2 separate regions of the Homo sapiens genome follow, and region 2 is linked to region 1. A link is an interaction called in ENCODE POLR2A ChIA-PET data of the cell type or tissue named here. Cell type or tissue: IMR-90. All regions are shown on one strand. Each heading gives the region's core, and the rest is flanking DNA. Links, peaks and the distances in the headings are about the cores only.

Evidence for each region. ChIA-PET counts read pairs that join two places held together with the same protein. Peaks named below come from ENCODE experiments on the same cell type or tissue, not always from the same donor. Only the 100,000 strongest peaks of a DNase experiment are listed, where the experiment ranks them.
Region 2: POLR2A ChIA-PET joins it to region 1 with 11 read pairs; 3 of 35 experiments call an interaction of 5 or more read pairs at or near these places.

What each region holds. Positions count from the first base shown.
Region 1 is chr15:59,337,558-59,345,896 of GRCh38, forward strand. The region is part of intron 1 of MYO1E (myosin IE); the gene reads right to left. It also overlaps the pseudogene RNU6-212P. Among named protein-coding and RNA genes, the nearest start is that of MYO1E, 31 kb to the right of the region's middle. In IMR-90, for the core only: no CTCF peak of the experiment used is centred there; no DNase peak of the experiment used is centred there.
Region 2 is chr15:59,218,047-59,226,385 of GRCh38, forward strand. It overlaps MYO1E (myosin IE), which reads right to left. Exons shown (of 28, transcript NM_004998.4): 8 at 6,643-6,777; 9 at 5,013-5,145; 10 at 1-41. Among named protein-coding and RNA genes, the nearest start is that of LDHAL6B, 15 kb to the left of the region's middle. In IMR-90, for the core only: no CTCF peak of the experiment used is centred there; a DNase peak (open chromatin) is centred at 4,255; H3K27ac peaks cover 185 bases.

The DNA.
Region 1 (8,339 bases), core at 62-8,061:
CAGTGGCTCACGCCTGTAATCCCAGCACTTTGGGCAGCCAAGGCAGACAAATCACTTGAGGTCAAGAGTTCGAAACCAGCCTGACCAACATGGAGAAACCCCGTCTCTACTAAAAGTATAAAAAATTAGCCGGGCGTGGTGGTTTGCTCCTGTAATCCCAGCTACTCGGGAGGCTGAGGCAGGAGAATCGCTTGAACCCAGGAGGTGGAGGTTGCAGTGAGCTGGGATCGTGCCACTGCACTCCAGCCTAGGCAACAGAGCAAGACTCCATCTCAAAAAAGAAAAAAAAATCTCGCTCACAGAGTTCTTATAGGACAAAGTAAAATCTAAGCTTAGATATATCTTTACTCAATAAGGCAAATCACTTAAACATCCTCCATACATTTCCCTGTCCATGATGTGGCTAATATGGTTAAATTAAACTCCTTTTTTTCCTCCTACTCAACTGAGAAATGTCAGCGAAGAGTGTAAATTAATCAAACAAAATCCTTCTAAAGGAAATAAGCTCTGTGGTCTTTGCAGAGTCAGGTAATAGGTGTAACTAAAGTGGCCCTATATTGACAACTGCATTGTGAGGCAAGGCAAGAAAAAGTGTTCAAGTCTAAAAAAAAAAACAAAAATGAATAGATTGCTTAGGAATTTGGTAGCTGTCTCTACTTACAAATGAATTTCTATTTTCATTAATATAATTTTTTATAATAGCTATATAAACTAGATCAGTATTGACTTTTTTTTTTTTTTTTTGCTTGAAAGAGGAGTTGAAATGTCTTCCACAGCACATAGTACGTTCCTGACTCCCAGATCTGTGCTGAGCAAACTTTCTGAGTTTTTCAACCTTGGTCAATGAGAGGACTGTGTTTATTATAAATCCATGAAGGGATATCACCTGCTGAATTGCAGAGAACAGAGAAAAATGTTTCCTCTCTGGTTTTAGAACATCTCCTCTTAAGCTCGCTCCATAAAACACTCAGCCAACCCTGCCTGCAAGATGTCCTCAGTGCTGAGCCAGGACTGTCTCTATGGGCTCTCAGGAGTATTGGGGCTGGTCTCCAACCACCCTGCTAAGCTGGGAAAAACAGTAGGGGAGTTTCAACTATTGCTAACCTGTAACCACTTCCCACAGGCAGGAGGAGCAAGGTCCTTGAAAACCCATTTGGGTAAAAATTTAGAATGATATGGGGCAAACAGTGCAAGAGAACCAAAGACAGGGGTGAAACTACCTACAAAGGTCTATCAACATCTAAAAATAGACATTTAAACAATGAAGAGTGCACCCTATAAATAAAACATCAGGCTGGGCGCTGTGGCTCATGCCTGTAATCCCAGCATTTTTGGAGGCCGAGGCAGGTGGATCACCTGAGGCCAGGAGTTCAAAACCAGCCTGGCCAACATGGCGAGACCTCATCTCTATTAAAAATACAAAAATTAGCCAGGCGTGGTGGCACATGCCTGTAATCCCTGCTACTGGGGAGGCTGAGGCATGAGAATTGCTTGAACCTGGGATACAGAGGTTGCAGTGAGCCAAGATTGTGCCACTGCACTCCAGCCTGGGTGGCAGAGCAAGACTCTGTCTCAAAAAAAGAAAATGTCAATGACACATTTTATTCAACTTGAAGTAGTAATAATGGGTACTAAACTCTTCCATTTTATCAAACCTCAATAGACAGAAACCTTTCAGAGCCTTCCTCTCCACTGGTTCTAATGGATGGTGTGGAATGATACACAGTGCTTGGATACAGATTTTATGTGTAACAAGAGATGTTTTCCTGTTCCTGGTTTTCTAACCAAATATTTGACTGACCTTCTGGTTTCCAAATGGAGACAGAAATGTAAGATAGCTTGGTTATTTGACGTACAAAACCTTTGACCTAACTGACTCCATACTGTAGAATTGGTATTTCTCAACTTCACTACCCCGATATTCACAGTAGTCCAGCCTCCTATTGACTGCCTTCATCCAGAACACAGCCCCTCCCAAGAGACACAAAAGGGCAGCTCTGGGCATGTTAGGCTCCCATCCCAGACATTCTTCATGTTGATTCATCTGTGTTTCTCTCCTAATAGGGTTGTTCAGTCACCCAGTTTCCTTCTCGTTCCTATAGTCAACTTCCAATTAAAAGGTCTCCCTACTAAGAATTTTAAAAATTCAGTCCATGTATGGTGGCTCCAGCCTGTAATCCCAGCAGTTTTGCGGCCAAGGCCTGAAGACTGCTTGAGCCCAGGAGTTAAAGACCAGCCTAGACAATATAGCGAGATACCTTCTCTACAAAATTTTATATATACATACTTTTTTTTGTTTTTTTTTTTTTTGACAGAGTCTTGCTCTGTCGCCTAGCCTGGAATGCGGTGGCACAATCCCGGCTTACTGCAACCTCTGCCTTCTGGGTTCAAGCAATTCTCCTGTCTCAGCCTCCCTAGTAGCTGGGATTACAGGTGTCCGCTACCACATCTGGCTAATTTTTTTGTTGTTGTATTTTTAGTAGAGACAGAATTTTGCCATGTTGGCCAGGCTAGTCTCAAACTCCTGACCTCAGGTGATCTGCCTGTCTCGGCCTCCCAAAGTGCTGGGATTACAGGCATGAGCCACTGCATCTGACCTCTACAAAATATTTTTTAAATTGGCTGGGCATGGTGGTGTGCAACCTATAATCGAGAAGCATGAGGATCGCTTGAACCCAGGAGATCGAGGCTGCAGTGAGCCATGATCGTGCCACTGAACTCCAGCCAGGATGACAAGCGACACCTTGTCTCAAAAAAAATAGCAATTTTTTAAACCCCGCCTGATCGTTAAATTAAATAAGGCAAACTTTTCACATTAACCTTTTTTTTTTTGAGGTTCTATTTCCGTGATGTGCTGTGTTTTTGTTTTACTTTCTCTAGACAGTCTAATTTCTATGGACTATTGGAAGGAGGAGGAAAATTGTCAGGAAAAAGTAATACTTGAGTTGGTTTTCTATGACGTCACTCACTGTGTTTTTACCATGTGTAGTATCAAATAACAGTAGCATCAAATGACATGTTTACAATTGCCTTTGCAAATAACTGCCGTTTCTAAGTTCATTACTCCTCTTACTATTTTTTATTTCTAATTTGCTTGGACATTTAATGTCCAAAGTAAAACTAACTTTATAATATTTGGTTTTTATTCAGGAATAAAATCAGGAAGGATTTAAGAAAAATCTTCAGCCAGGCATGGTGGCTCATGCCTGTAATCCCAGCACTTTGGGAGGCTGAGGCGGGAGGATCACGAGGTCAGCAGTTCAAGACCAGCCTGGCCAACATGGTGAAACCCCATCTCTACTAAAAATACAAAAATCAGCTGGGCGTGGTGGCACACACCTGTAATCCCAGCTACTCGGGAGGCTGAGGTAGAAAAGCTTGAACAGGGGAGGCAGAGGTTGCAGTGAGCTGAGATCCCGCCACAGCACTCCAGCCTGGGACAGAGCGAGACTCCATCTCAAAAAAAAAAAAAAAAAAGAAAAAAAAGAAAAAAAGAAAAATCTTCAAAGAACATAAAATTCATTTTAATTTTTAATTTTTGGGCATATATAAGTAGGTGTATATGGATATTTTGATACAGGCATGCAATGTGTAATAATCACATGATCGAAAATGGGGTATCCACACCCTCAAGGATTTATCCTTTGTGTTTCAAAAAATCCAGTAATACTCTTTTAGTTATTTTTAAATGCACAAATTATTATTGACTATAGTCTTTCTGTTGTGCTAGCAAACACTAGATTTTTTTTTTCAATAACATTTAAAATACACTTCATGAATTTGCATGACATCCTTGCTCAGGAGCCATGCTAATCTTCTCTGTGTCATTCCAATTTTAGTATACGTGTTACTGTGAGCATGCAAATGCTAGCTCTTATTCATTCTATTATTTCTAACTATTTCTTTGTACCCATTAACCATAACCCCTGTCTCCCCAGTTCTCCTTCCCAGCCTCTGGTAACCATCATTCTATTCCCTATCTCTATGAGTTCAATACTTTTAATTTTTAGCTCCCACAAATAAGTGAGAAAATATGAAATCTGTCTTTCTGTGCCTAGCTTATTTCACTTAACATAATGACCTCCAGTTCCATTCATATTCTTGCAAATGACAAATGACAGGGTTTCATTCTTTTTTATTGCTGATTAGTACTCTGTTGTGTATCTGTACCACATCTTCTTTATGTGATGAATGATTTCATTCATCATTTGATGGACACTTAGGTTGATTCCAAATATTTGCTATTGTGAATAGTGCTAGGATAAACATGGGAGTGCAGCTATCTCTTCCATATGCTTATATCCTTTCTTTAAGGTATACACCTACCAATGGAATTGCTGGATCATAAGGTAGCTAGCTCTGTTTTTAGTTTTTAAGGAACCGCCCTTCTGTTCTCCACAGTGGCTATACTCATTTATATTTCCACCAACGGTGTATGAGAGTTCCCTTTTCCCCTTTTCTTCACATCCTTGCCAGCATTCATTATTGCCCGTCTTCTGGATAAAAGCCATTTTTACTTGGGTGAGATGATACCTCATTGTAGTTTTCATTGGCATGTCTCTGATTTTCAGTGGTGTTGAGCACCTTTTCATACACCTGTTTGCCATTTGTATGTCTTCTTTTGAGAAATGTCTATTGATATCTTTTGCCCATTTTAAAATCAGATTAGATTTTTTCCTACAGAGTTATTTGAGTTCCTTCTGTATTCTGGTGATTAAACCCTTGTGAGATGGAAAGTTTGCAAATATTTTCTCCCATTCTGTGGGTTGTCTCTTCATTTTGTTGATTTTTTCTTTTGCTGTGTGGAAGGAAGCTTTTTAACTTGATGTGATCCCATTTGTCCAAAAAATCTTTGCTTAGACCAATGTCCTGGAGTCTTCCCAATGTTTTCTTTTAGTAGTTTCATAGTTTGAAGTCTTAGATTTAGGTCATTCATCCATTTTCATTTGATTTGGTGAAGTGTGTTGCTTGTAGGCAACAGATCCTTGGGTCTTGCTTTTTATCCATTCAGCTATTCTATGTCTTTTGATTGCAGAGTTTAGTCTATTTACATTCAATGTTATTACTGATAAGTGAGGCCTTACTCCTGCCACTTTGTTATTTGTTGTCTGGTTGTTTTGTGGTCTTCTCTTCCTTCTGTCCTTCTTTCCTATCTTCCTTTAAGGTGATTTTCTCAGTTGGCACATTTTAAATTCTTCCTTTTTATTTTCTGTGTACCTGTTGTATGTTTTTTAGATTTGAGGTTACCATGAGGCTTGCAAATAACATCTTATAACCCATTATTTTAAACTGATCACAACTTAACATCGATTGCATAAACAAAAAGCAAAAAGACAACCAATAAAAACTCTATAATTTTGTCTCCCCACTTTTTAACATTTTGTTGTTTCTATTTATCTTACTGTACTGTCTATGCCTTGAAAAGTTATTATTTTTTATGGGTTCATCCTTTCATCTTTCTATTTGAGATATGTATAGTTTACACACTACTATTATACTGTTATAATATTCTGTGTTTTTCTGTGTACTTACTATTACCAGTGAGTTTTGTACCTTCAGATGATTTCTCATTGCTTGTTAACATCCTTTTCTTTCAGATTGAAGAACTCCCTTTAGCATTTCTTGTAGGATAGGCCTGGGGTTGATAAATCCCTCAGCTTTTGTTTGTCTGGGAAGGTCTTAATTTTTCCTTCATGTTTGGAGGATATTTTTGCCAGATATACCATTCTAGAGTGAACTCTTTTTTTTTTTTTAATGCTTCAGCACTTTATGCCACTCTCTCCTGGCCTGTACAGTTTCCACTGAAAAGTCTGCTGCCAGACGTGTTGGAGCTCCATCATATGTTATTTGTTTATTTTCTGTTACTGCTTTTAGGATCCTTTCTTTATCCTTGACCTTTGGGAGTTTTGTTATTACATGCCTTGAGGTAATTTCCTTTTAGTTAAATCTGCTTGGTGTTCTATAACCTTCTTGTACTTAAACTTTGATATCTTTTGTTTGGGAAGTTATCTTATTATCCCTTTGAATAAACTTTCCACCATTATCTCTCTCTCTCTACCTCCTTTAAGGCCAATAATTCTTGGATTTGCCCTTCTGAAGCTATTTTCTAGATCTTGTAGGTGGGCTTCATTCTTTTTTATTCTTTTTTCTTTTGTCTCCTCTGACTGTGTATTTTCAAATAGTCTGTCTTCAAGCTCACTAATTCTTTCTTCTGCTTGATCAGTTCTGCTACTAACAGACTCTGACGCATTCTTCAGTACGTCAATTGCATTCAGCAGCTCGAGAATTTCTGCCTGATTCTCTTAACTTACTTCAATTCCTTTGTTAAATGTATCTGATAATATTCTGAGTTCCTCCTCTGTGTTACCTTGAATTTGAGTTTCCTCAAAACAGCTATTTTAAGCTCTCTTTCTGAAAGGTCCCATATCTCTGTCTCTCTGGGATTGACCCCTGGTCAATTTATTTCATTTGGTAAGGCCATGTTTTCCCAGATGGTTTTGATGCTTGTGGATATTCATGGATGTCTAGGCACTGAAGAGTTAAGAATTTATTGTAGGCTTCACAATCTGGAGTTGTTTGTACCCATCCTTCTTGGGAAGGCTTTCCAAGTATTCAAAGGGACTTGGTTGTTATGATCTAAGTTTGTGGACACCACAGCCGTATCTGCATTATGGGGTACCCCAAGCCCAGTAACACTGTAGTTCTTGCGGACTCGTAGAGGTACTGCCTTGGTGGTCTTGTGTAAGATCCAAAAGAACTCTCTGGATTACCAGGCAGAGACTCTTGTTCTTTTCCTTTACTTTTTCCCAAACAGAGTTTTGCTCTCTGTGCTGAGATGTGTGGAGCTAGGGGAAGGGTGACAAAAGCACCCCTATGGCCACCACCACTGGGGACTGCAGGTCTGACCTGAAGCCAGCACAACACTGGGTCTTGCCCAAGGCCTGTATAATTATCTGGCCTATGTTCCCTCAAGGCCCTAGGGCTCTACAATCATCAAGTAGTGAAGCCAGCTAGGCTTGTGTCCTTTCCTTCAGGACAGCCCTGGGCCCAGGTAGGTCCAGAGATGCTATCAGGGAACCAGGGTCTGGAGTCAGAAATGTTAGAAATCTACTGAGTACTTTATTCTACTGTGGCTAAGCTGGCACCAAAACCACCAAAGTCCTTCCCACTCTTACCTCCCACCTTTCCCCAAGCAGGTATCTCTTCCCGTGTTCTCCACCCCACAGGCCCACGGGGAGTGCTGCCAGGGCACCACCAATCAAAGAGCATAATATTTAGATTCAATAAATACAAGCAGCCATTAGCCAGTCAATAGGCACTAGAATCAATAGGTACTAAAAGACCAAGAACTCAAACCAGCATGTCATTTTTTAAAAATCAACTCATCTGTTTGCATATTGATAGGATATGACCAGAGCTTTCAAAATAACTTGAAGTACTTTATTTAGAAAGACAAACAGAAAAAATTTTAAATGCCTAACTTTTTATGAAGAAAAAACATCAAGAAAGAAAGAGGCTTGACCAATCGGGTAGACAGAAGAGCCACTTCTCCCTGAAGATGAGGGACTTCAGAAGCCACAGCAGATTAAACACATTGAGCCCACTGGAAGCTCTTTTCTAAAAGCAATCAGATAATGGTACACAGAATGGCTAACAGATCAGACAGGCAGTTGAAGTATTTAAATGAGAGAGAGAGAAAAAAAAAAAACCTAAGCAAAGTGCAGAATATTGCAGAAGAAATACAGCATAAAAAAGCAAAGGTATCAGGACTGAGAGTTTAACTCTTACCACACATTACCCTCTCTGAGCCTCAGCTTTCTCTTGGGGAGCCTCAAAATCCTGTGCTCAAGGGATTCTCCTGCCTCTGCCTCCTGATTAGCTGGGACTACAGGCACATGTGCCACCACACTCAGCTAATTAAAAAAATGTTTTTAGAAATAGGGGTCTTACTATATTGCCCAGCTTTACCAGCTTATTAGAAGCCAGTGGGTTAAGCATTGACCTTTAACTTTGGCTTTTCATCTGCTGTCAAAAAATAGAACTGCCTAACTACTTTTATACTTCCTGTGATACAAGATGATTGAGGAAAGACAGGGAAATGCAAAGAGAGAGGTACCAGGAATAGAACATTGTTAACAGCTGGCATGCCCTGACTCAGGGAATGGAGGGGTATTTAGCCTGTGGATGCTAAGGATGTATAGAATATTTACCAATTCTCAGAGTCTCTAAGGCCTTCTGTGAGTTATCCATGGTTTAGACACATGTCTGGATTAAAGAGTTACTGTTACTTTCCTCTGCTTTCACATAAAACTTCCTTAAAGCTGTGACAACAATTCTGG
Region 2 (8,339 bases), core at 198-8,197, 120 kb before region 1:
GTCCTGGTTTATCCCTAGCAGATATGCAGGAAAAGCTAAAACTGTAGAACATAAAACAAAACATGACAATCTTTCAGAATTGTGACACTTCCAAGTCATCTCACAAACATATGGAGGCACTTATGTGCACATGCACGTGTGTGTGCATAGAAGGCACAATCACGGGCCCCAAGAGCTTACGTTCTAGTGAAGGCTGCTTATCAGTAATCCCATACACATCCATCTCCTTTGTTTTTCCCAATTGTTTTATGACATGAGTCAATTCCTATGATGACTGAGACTTCCAATAATACAAATCAGGGATTCAAGAAGGATGGCAAACCTATCCCTCCTACTGAGATCACAGTCAAATGCCTAAAATGGACATCTCTCCAAGCTTCCAGCACGACAGCCAGGAAGGAACTCAATCAAGAAACATTTCTTTGGCTCCAAATATTGTTTTCTTCCTTTTTAGTACAATGTTTTCATAGCATCATTTTTGAAGCACCTGATATTACTGAACTAATAATTACAACCAATCCCATGTTTATTGAGTATTTAGCATGTGTAGGGTTACTAAAGAGAGAGGAAAAGATAGAAAATATGTAAGAAATCTTGAATGCAATCTAGATGAGGCAAAAATAGTTTGCCAAATAAAGAACCCTTGGAAAAGCTGAATATGTAACACAGACAGACAAGATCTGGAGAAATTAGAACAGGAAGATATTACTACTTGCTGGGGTAGTCAAGAGATTTGAGCTGGGTGTAAAGGATGAATACGATTTGTGCAGATGCAGAGAGGAGAAGGGAGTGTACCAAGGGGAGGAAGCAGAAGTGTGGGAGACATGATCAAGACGAGACGGTCTACAGTGTGTGGACTAGCACTGGCTACAGGTGAAAGTTCAGGTCAGATTTAAAAGGTTAGGACAGATTCCAATGCTGGGGGTCCTTGAATGGTATGATATATTTGGGCTGGAGGCAAAAGGGGGCCTGATGGCTAATAAAGAGGGGCATTATAAGAAGATTCCTCTGAGGGTAGCATATGGAGTGAAATGAAGGGGATGGTATTGTTCATATCCTGCCCTAATGTCACATGGTATGGCAGTCTGTGGTCTTTGGATAGAAAAACGGAGACTTCCATAGCTCAACATCTTGTTTCAGACCATGAAACTTACCAAGGAGGGCTAGTGATATAAATGGGGTTTTCTTGATTTCTGGGCAGAACGTTCTCATATAAATAAATGACACCATTCTTTGACATGAAAGAATGCTCAGATTTTTCCAATATGAATGAAAGATTTTTATAGATGCAATGCAAATTTTGAACTTGGCTGAGTTTTCTTTTTCTGCATAATGCTTTACCAAAATTATCTGATAAAAGAATTTTGTTAAAGGCCTTATGATAATGCTAAAAAATCACAAGCCTCCCAATAAAGGATAATCTGTTTGAATTTCACAGATGGTGTTAGAATATAACGGGCTGACATTTCTCAGTATACACCTTCCAATGAGATTAAGTCAGTGAATACATTTTGAAAAAGTATAATGCCAGAACAAGACATTTATCCTCTATATGAGTGTTTCACAAAAATGCTTTGAGCAATAGAAGGGCTTCCTTTTAGAAAGGACATGTAAACAAAATCAAATGCACTGATCTGAAAATGGCCATTATCCTTAGTTTAGTTTTACTGTTAACACATGTCTAGGAATCTGGATATGTCTTCCAGTGAACTAAACGTGCATTCATCTCACAGAGTTGAACATTTCTTTTGATTGAGCAGTTCTGAAACACTCTTTTTGTAGAATCTGCAAGTGGATATTTGGAGCACTTTGAGGCCTGTTGTGGAAAAGGAAATATCTTCACAGAAGAACTAAACAGAAGCATTCTGAGAAACTTCTTTGCGATGTGTGCATTCATCTCACAGAGTTGCACTCCTGTGCACAGAGTAAGGACAGATGACATTCATAAATCAGACTGGACCCATGTCGGGTTGTTGTGAGAATCAAGAGACATTCACCAACATATCCAACTAAGAAGGGATTTCTTAGTTTGTTTAGCTTCACAGCAACGTAAAGGTTTGACCAGGGAAATGCTACATTTCCATTAGTCTAAGGTCAGGTAAAAAAAACAAAGCTTGTTTGGCCAGGTGTGGTGGCTCACGCCTCTAATTACTGCACTTTGGGAGGCCCAGGCAGGCATATCATCTGAGGTCAGGAGTTTGAGACTAGCCTGGTCAACGTGGCAAAACCCCATCTCTACTAAAAATACAAAAGTTAGCCAGGCGTGGTGGTGCGCACCTGTAATCCCAGCTACTTGGGAGGCTGAGACAGGAGAACTGCTTGAACCCAGGAGGTGGAGGTTGCAGTGAGCCGAGATAGCGCCACTGCGCTCCAGCCTGGGTGACACAGAAAGACTCTGTCTCAAAACAAAAACAAAAAACAAAATAAAACAAAAAAGCTTGCTGTTATTAATGGCTATTTTGCTTTAGTAGGCCAGTTCTGATGAAAATCTTACCATTTTTTTCCATTTTTTTTCTGCACTGCAAGAGCAAGAGAAAGTCTGCTTTTTTCCATTATAAAGGCATGGACTACCACTTCCCTCTACAAATTTATTCCATAGATATACTAAAATATGAGAAAGATGATAGAAACCAAGGCTATTCCTTTCAGTAGTGTTCATTCAGTCTTGTAACAGCAGAAGATCAGAAACCATATTAATGTCCAACAACAGATAAATAAAGTGTAGCCAATGAATGGAATGCTATGCAGCTACAAAAAGGACAGCCAGGTGCAGTGGCTCAATCCTCGATTCCCAGCACTTCCGGAGGCCAAGGCGGGAGGATGACTTAAGGCCAGAAATTCGAGACCAGCCCTGGCAACTAAGCAAGACCCCATCTCTTAAAAAAAAAAAAAAAAAAAAAAGATAAAGCTCCTTAGGAATTGATATAGCATCATCTCACATTATATATATAATTATATATATAATATATATATAAAATTTATATATATATTATATATATATACACACACATAATTTTTTTTCCCTTTTTGAGATGGAGACTCGCTCGTTGCCCAGGGTTCAAACGATTCTCCTGCCTCAGCCTCCAGAGTAGCTGGAATTACAGGTGCGCACCACCACCAAACCTGGCTAATGTTTGTATTTTTAGTAGAGACAGGATTTCACCATGTTGGCCAGGCTGGTTTCAAACTCCTGACCTCAGGTGATCACCTGCCTCAGCCTCCTGAAGTGCTGGGATTACAGGCATGAGCCACCATGCCTGGCCTAAGACACATGTTAAGTGAAAAAGCAACTGTAGAACATTGCAGTATAAGCCCCCAATATTGCACAAAAGTGAGAAAAAGGAGTGGTTGTGTGTAGTTGTTTTGGAACACACATCCTTTAAAGGGAACACAAGAGACTGAGAATCTTGGTTACCTCTGACGAGGGGAACAAGTGGACTAGAAAAGGTATAGAAGGGAGAACTTTCACTGCATACCCCCTCAAGCCACGTTAATGTATTACCAAATGAACAAAACCCCAAATCAAAGGAAATTATTGGTAGGGGGAGGCCCATTTCCTGGACCTCTCTGGCTTCCATCTCAGCCTTTTCCAATCTCCATGCCTCCATCGCCTCTAGTCAGGGAATTTCATGGGCAGTTGCCAGTGCTCGGCCTTACCCATCTGGCTGAGAAGACTACTAACTCTGGACATCAATGTGCAATAAAACACTTCTTGTTTCAAACATCTAGGGAAGTGTTTGCTGTTTCAGTGTCATGATTTTGTTTTCAAGCATAAAGAGGCAGTAAATTATTTTACTATCCAAGAAGGCAAAAAAAATCCAGTCTACTTCAACAGAAACTACCACCAAACCAACACTGTTACAATTAAAAGGCCAAGTGTTAATGATCCTACTGGAAATATATGTGCATTTGTTAAATGTCAAGGATAATGTACACAAAGTTTAGAAACATAGTTATCCTTATTATGATTATTAGGTCATGTTTTTAGACTTTATGGACACCCTGTATATTTATTGTTTTCTACTCCCTTCCCTGGTAAACATAATTCATCTTTTTCTTTATCAGATAGACATCAGAAGTTAGCAGAACTTCCCTCTTTTATCAGAAAAGAAAACAAAAACATAAAAAAAGAACCTTATTTGGAATGGAAATATCCCCACTGCATTGTCAGCAATGAGTGGGATGCTATTTATTACTAAGCATCTAAATTTATCATCCTTAAAGAATGCTGAGAAAGGAAGAATGTCTTCCTGGGTGGTTAAAGGATGTGTGGGTTCTGAGAGCAGCCTGCAAGCTGTTGATGCCTAAGAGGCTAAAGTCATGTGCCGCTGTATTTATGGTAGATTTTGGGCACATGTAACCAGCAGCACCTCTCTGTAGGAAGAACCCTGATTTTTTTTCTCAAAGAGTAAAAACGACCATTTAGGTGTTGAGGCTCCAGGTATACAGATGTGATCATTAAAAGTGATCATCAGAAATGTCAACACAACAGTCAATGTCCATCTTTTTCTGTGTTCAGAAATCCAATGTAATCCAATCCATGGAACAAACTGTGAAGCTGTGAGCTTCCCATATTTACATATATTATATTGCTTGCTCTTTAAAACCTGTAAGTGAATTTAGATCCTAAAGACCAGTTACTGAAAAGGTTTTGATAAAGACAATAAATCTTTTGCATTAAGCCATTACTCTAATCCCCATTAAAGAGATCACTTTATCTTTAAACCAAGGTGTGAAATCCTCCCAGCTTTCCCCAGGTTAATGATAAATTGAAACGATTCCATTAATAATCGATGGTGTGGGACTTGGAAAGGCTGGGGGTAAGGACAGGGACAGGTGCATAGAAGAGGTCTGGTCTCTCGTGAAGCCATTCTGTTTGCCACAGAGGACATGTAGATTTATCACTTCTTCCCAATATTCCCATTTGAGATCTAAGCAAAGGAAAGTGCTAGGTTACTTCTAATCAGAGCTAGCCACCCCTCATTCAATGGCCACATGCCAGGGCTACGCACACTCTTCACTCTCCACAGCCGCGTAGTTGCCAACTTCTTTGAAGCTGATGTTTCCCAGGTGGAGAATACCCGCCACTATCTGCAACACCAGCGTTTGCTCTTCTGCAAAGATCCCAATCACATTCATGGCGTGCTGGAAGAGAAAAGAGAAACTATCCAGAGAAGCTGGTCACCAGCTTTAAAAGCACCTTAGGAAGAAGCCAAGGCACAGCAGCTGCTCTAAATAAGGATGTGACAAGTACAGACGAGTTACAAAGAAAAAAAAAAAAAAAAGCCAAAACATAAGATTGGGTTGTGCAGTCACATGTGGCTTAGCTTGTGATGACAGCAGGACGTTCTTGTACAACATGGTCACTGCCCAATGCACACATTCTTCTCACGTCTCAAAGTCATGCTGGAAGGGCACTTCTGTCTCTAAGCATAGCATGCCATCCTCCAGGAATAAGAGAATACTCCAGGAGGAAAGAGACTCGGAAGAGTGGTAGTTGTACACAAAGTCTCCAAGTCCTGTCTTCATCCTTTGATGTGTTCTTGTTGCCAGCTTCCCCTCGAAGGTCGCTGCTGACCTTTCCACCTACTCAAAGTGGACTCGAGATCTTTCCCTTCATCAGGAGGGATAAGAATATATTGTACTTGCAAAAGGATCTTAATGAAAAATCTCCAGGAAATCCAATAAAAGCATCATTTAAAAGTCCAGTTTCTGAGGTCCCTTAAATGCAATAAATACCGCTAAAATGTCTAAATCTTAAGAGAAACATCTCCTAAGAAAACTACACTCTAGGACCAGTGTGCAGACTCCTTATTGGCACTTTTCCCCGCAGCTGCTTTGAGGCCATGTGACCTGTTGATACCATTTTGTTTCCTGGCACCCAGGACACAGTCTGTTTGAACTTTCTGTCCCTTTCAACCACAAATGTACTGAACCCACGCTGCTCATTCAGAGTCTACTGCTCAGTTCTGGATCTGGGTTGAGGAATAGTCCCCAGCTTGAAACAGACTCAAAGGGCAGTGGGTGGCAATGAAGGCCTTTGAGGCCAAGTGGGTGTTCAGCCTACCTCCAGAAAGTTCTACATTATTGCCCCCAGGATGGAACCCCTCCATAATCTACCTAGTTTCACAGCTTGGACCATAACATACATGCAATGTGAAGGGCATGGCACAGAAAAAGGGTCCTCTGCCCTAAACAATACAGAGGGGAAGAGAGTCTTCAAAACCAGAAAAGAAATAAGAGAAAAGACTAAAGACGTTCCAAAATGTCTAAACCTATTCAGTCCATAGACGTGCGGTTTGCTTAGCTTTTCTAAGGAAATAGCTCACGAATAGAGTAGGCCATCAGCAAACAGGTATGCTCAACGTATGAATCATTTTTGCCTATTTATCAGAGCTCCTGCAGGGTGATAATGATGAATTCATTTCTTTTTACCCATCTCAAATCATTAAGTGGTCCTCAGGCAACTGGCACATGGCTGTTTAAGGATACTGAAACATGTATGAGCATACAGAGTGCTCACAGAGAAAGAGGCGGACATTTCATGCAGCTCTTTGCTTTATTAACCTTCACTGCCCTTTTGGCCACAGGAAATGGCCAGTTGGGAGAGCAGATCCTGCCTGGCCCTGCGCCAGCACTTACCAGAGTTTCCTGAAACTCCCGCCTGTCGTCAATGTCATCAACCTTGTATGAGCCCGAGAGGCTCAGGTAGTAATAATAGTCCATGCTGGTGATGCCAAGGCTGTGTTTCTGCTCTGCAGAGGCGCCCTCGATGAGCTGGAGCAAGAGAACACAGGTTGAGCCATGATGTGGACCACAAGGCACCCGAAGTCACTCCTGCATCCTGCAGCCACCATCCCTAAGGACTTTCTATCTCTGCTTTCTAAAATTACAGGCAGTCCTGGCCCCCAAATATGTACTTGTAGTAGCCCCAGGTCATCTCTGCAAATTTTGATTCCTAACTCTGGAAAGACCTGCAAGAGCTGAGGATTTTCCATTGTCCACTGAAAGGAACTGGACTGCCACCCTCGGAAGAGTGGAAAGCAAAACAGATTTTAATTACTTAGTTCCTGCCCAACTTGCTATGGCTTTTTAAGCTGGCTTTTCCATGTTTCTCACTGCAGGGTGCATGTTAAAAAACTGCCATGCAGCTTCCTGCTCTCTGGTACTCTTTGCCTTCTTTAGAAGCTTTTCCTTGACTGTGAACTTCTCCAAGCTGCAGGATCTACTTCCTTGCCATGACATAACCACTTGCATTCTAGCTTCTCCCCTCACCACTCTGGCGGAACCCTTGCATGGCTATTTTTCAGTGCCTAAATCCAACAGCCTTTTTTTTGGCCCCCACACCCCAGCTCGTCCCTTTTGCCCAAGAGCTCTGACCATTTGATCCTGTCGATGTCGCCCTGAGGCTTCCCTGGCTTGGTGACACTGCAGGATCCTGGCTTTCCTCCTTATCCTTCAACTACTTCCCTGCTGGCTCTTCAATGCCTCCCGATCCTACATATCTAGAAAGTCCCCTGGTCCTGTGTGGCAGGATTTTCTCCCCACATCCACTCCCAAGTATTTCGTAGCTTCAAGAATTTCTTTTTCTTTCTTTTCTTTTCTTTTTTTTTTTTTTGAGACGGAGTCTCACTCTGTCGCCCAGGCTGGAGTGCACTGGTGCGATCTCCGCTCCCTGCAAGCTCCGCCTCCCAGGTTCACGCCATTCTCCTGCCTCAGCCTCCTGAGTAGCTGGGACTACAGGCGCCCACCACCACGGCCAGCTAATTTTTTGTATTTTTAGTAGAGACAGGGTTTCACTGTGTTAGCCAGGATGGTCTCGATCTCCTGACCTCGTGATTCACCCACCTTGGCATCCCAAAGTGCTGGGATTACAGGCGTGAGCCACCGCACCCAGCCAAGAATTACTTTCATGTCAGAATCTTGAACCCCTGCGCCCATCAGTTCCCAGCCTCTATTCTGGTGGTTTCTGACTTAAGGGCAGAGAACTCCTGGGGGAGGGTTGGGGCTTGCATTTATTTAAAGAAGTCCTGACATCCATTATACACTTCCATCTAGCACTGGGTATTATTTATGTGAAATATATAATTATTTTTCACTTATCTATATATGTTGCTTTAATACAATTTTAAAAATGACTGAATTCACAGAAGTTTTAATCATTTATATACTTTTTCAACCAACAGGTACAAACTAAAAGAATTATTTGGCATTGCCTAAGATGTGTGTGTAATTGAAAAGATTGAATGTGAGCTACTTCCACAGTTTAATGTCCTTCTAATCCAGTGATCCACAAACTAAACACGAAATGAAACAAAACAAAACAAAAAACAGTGACC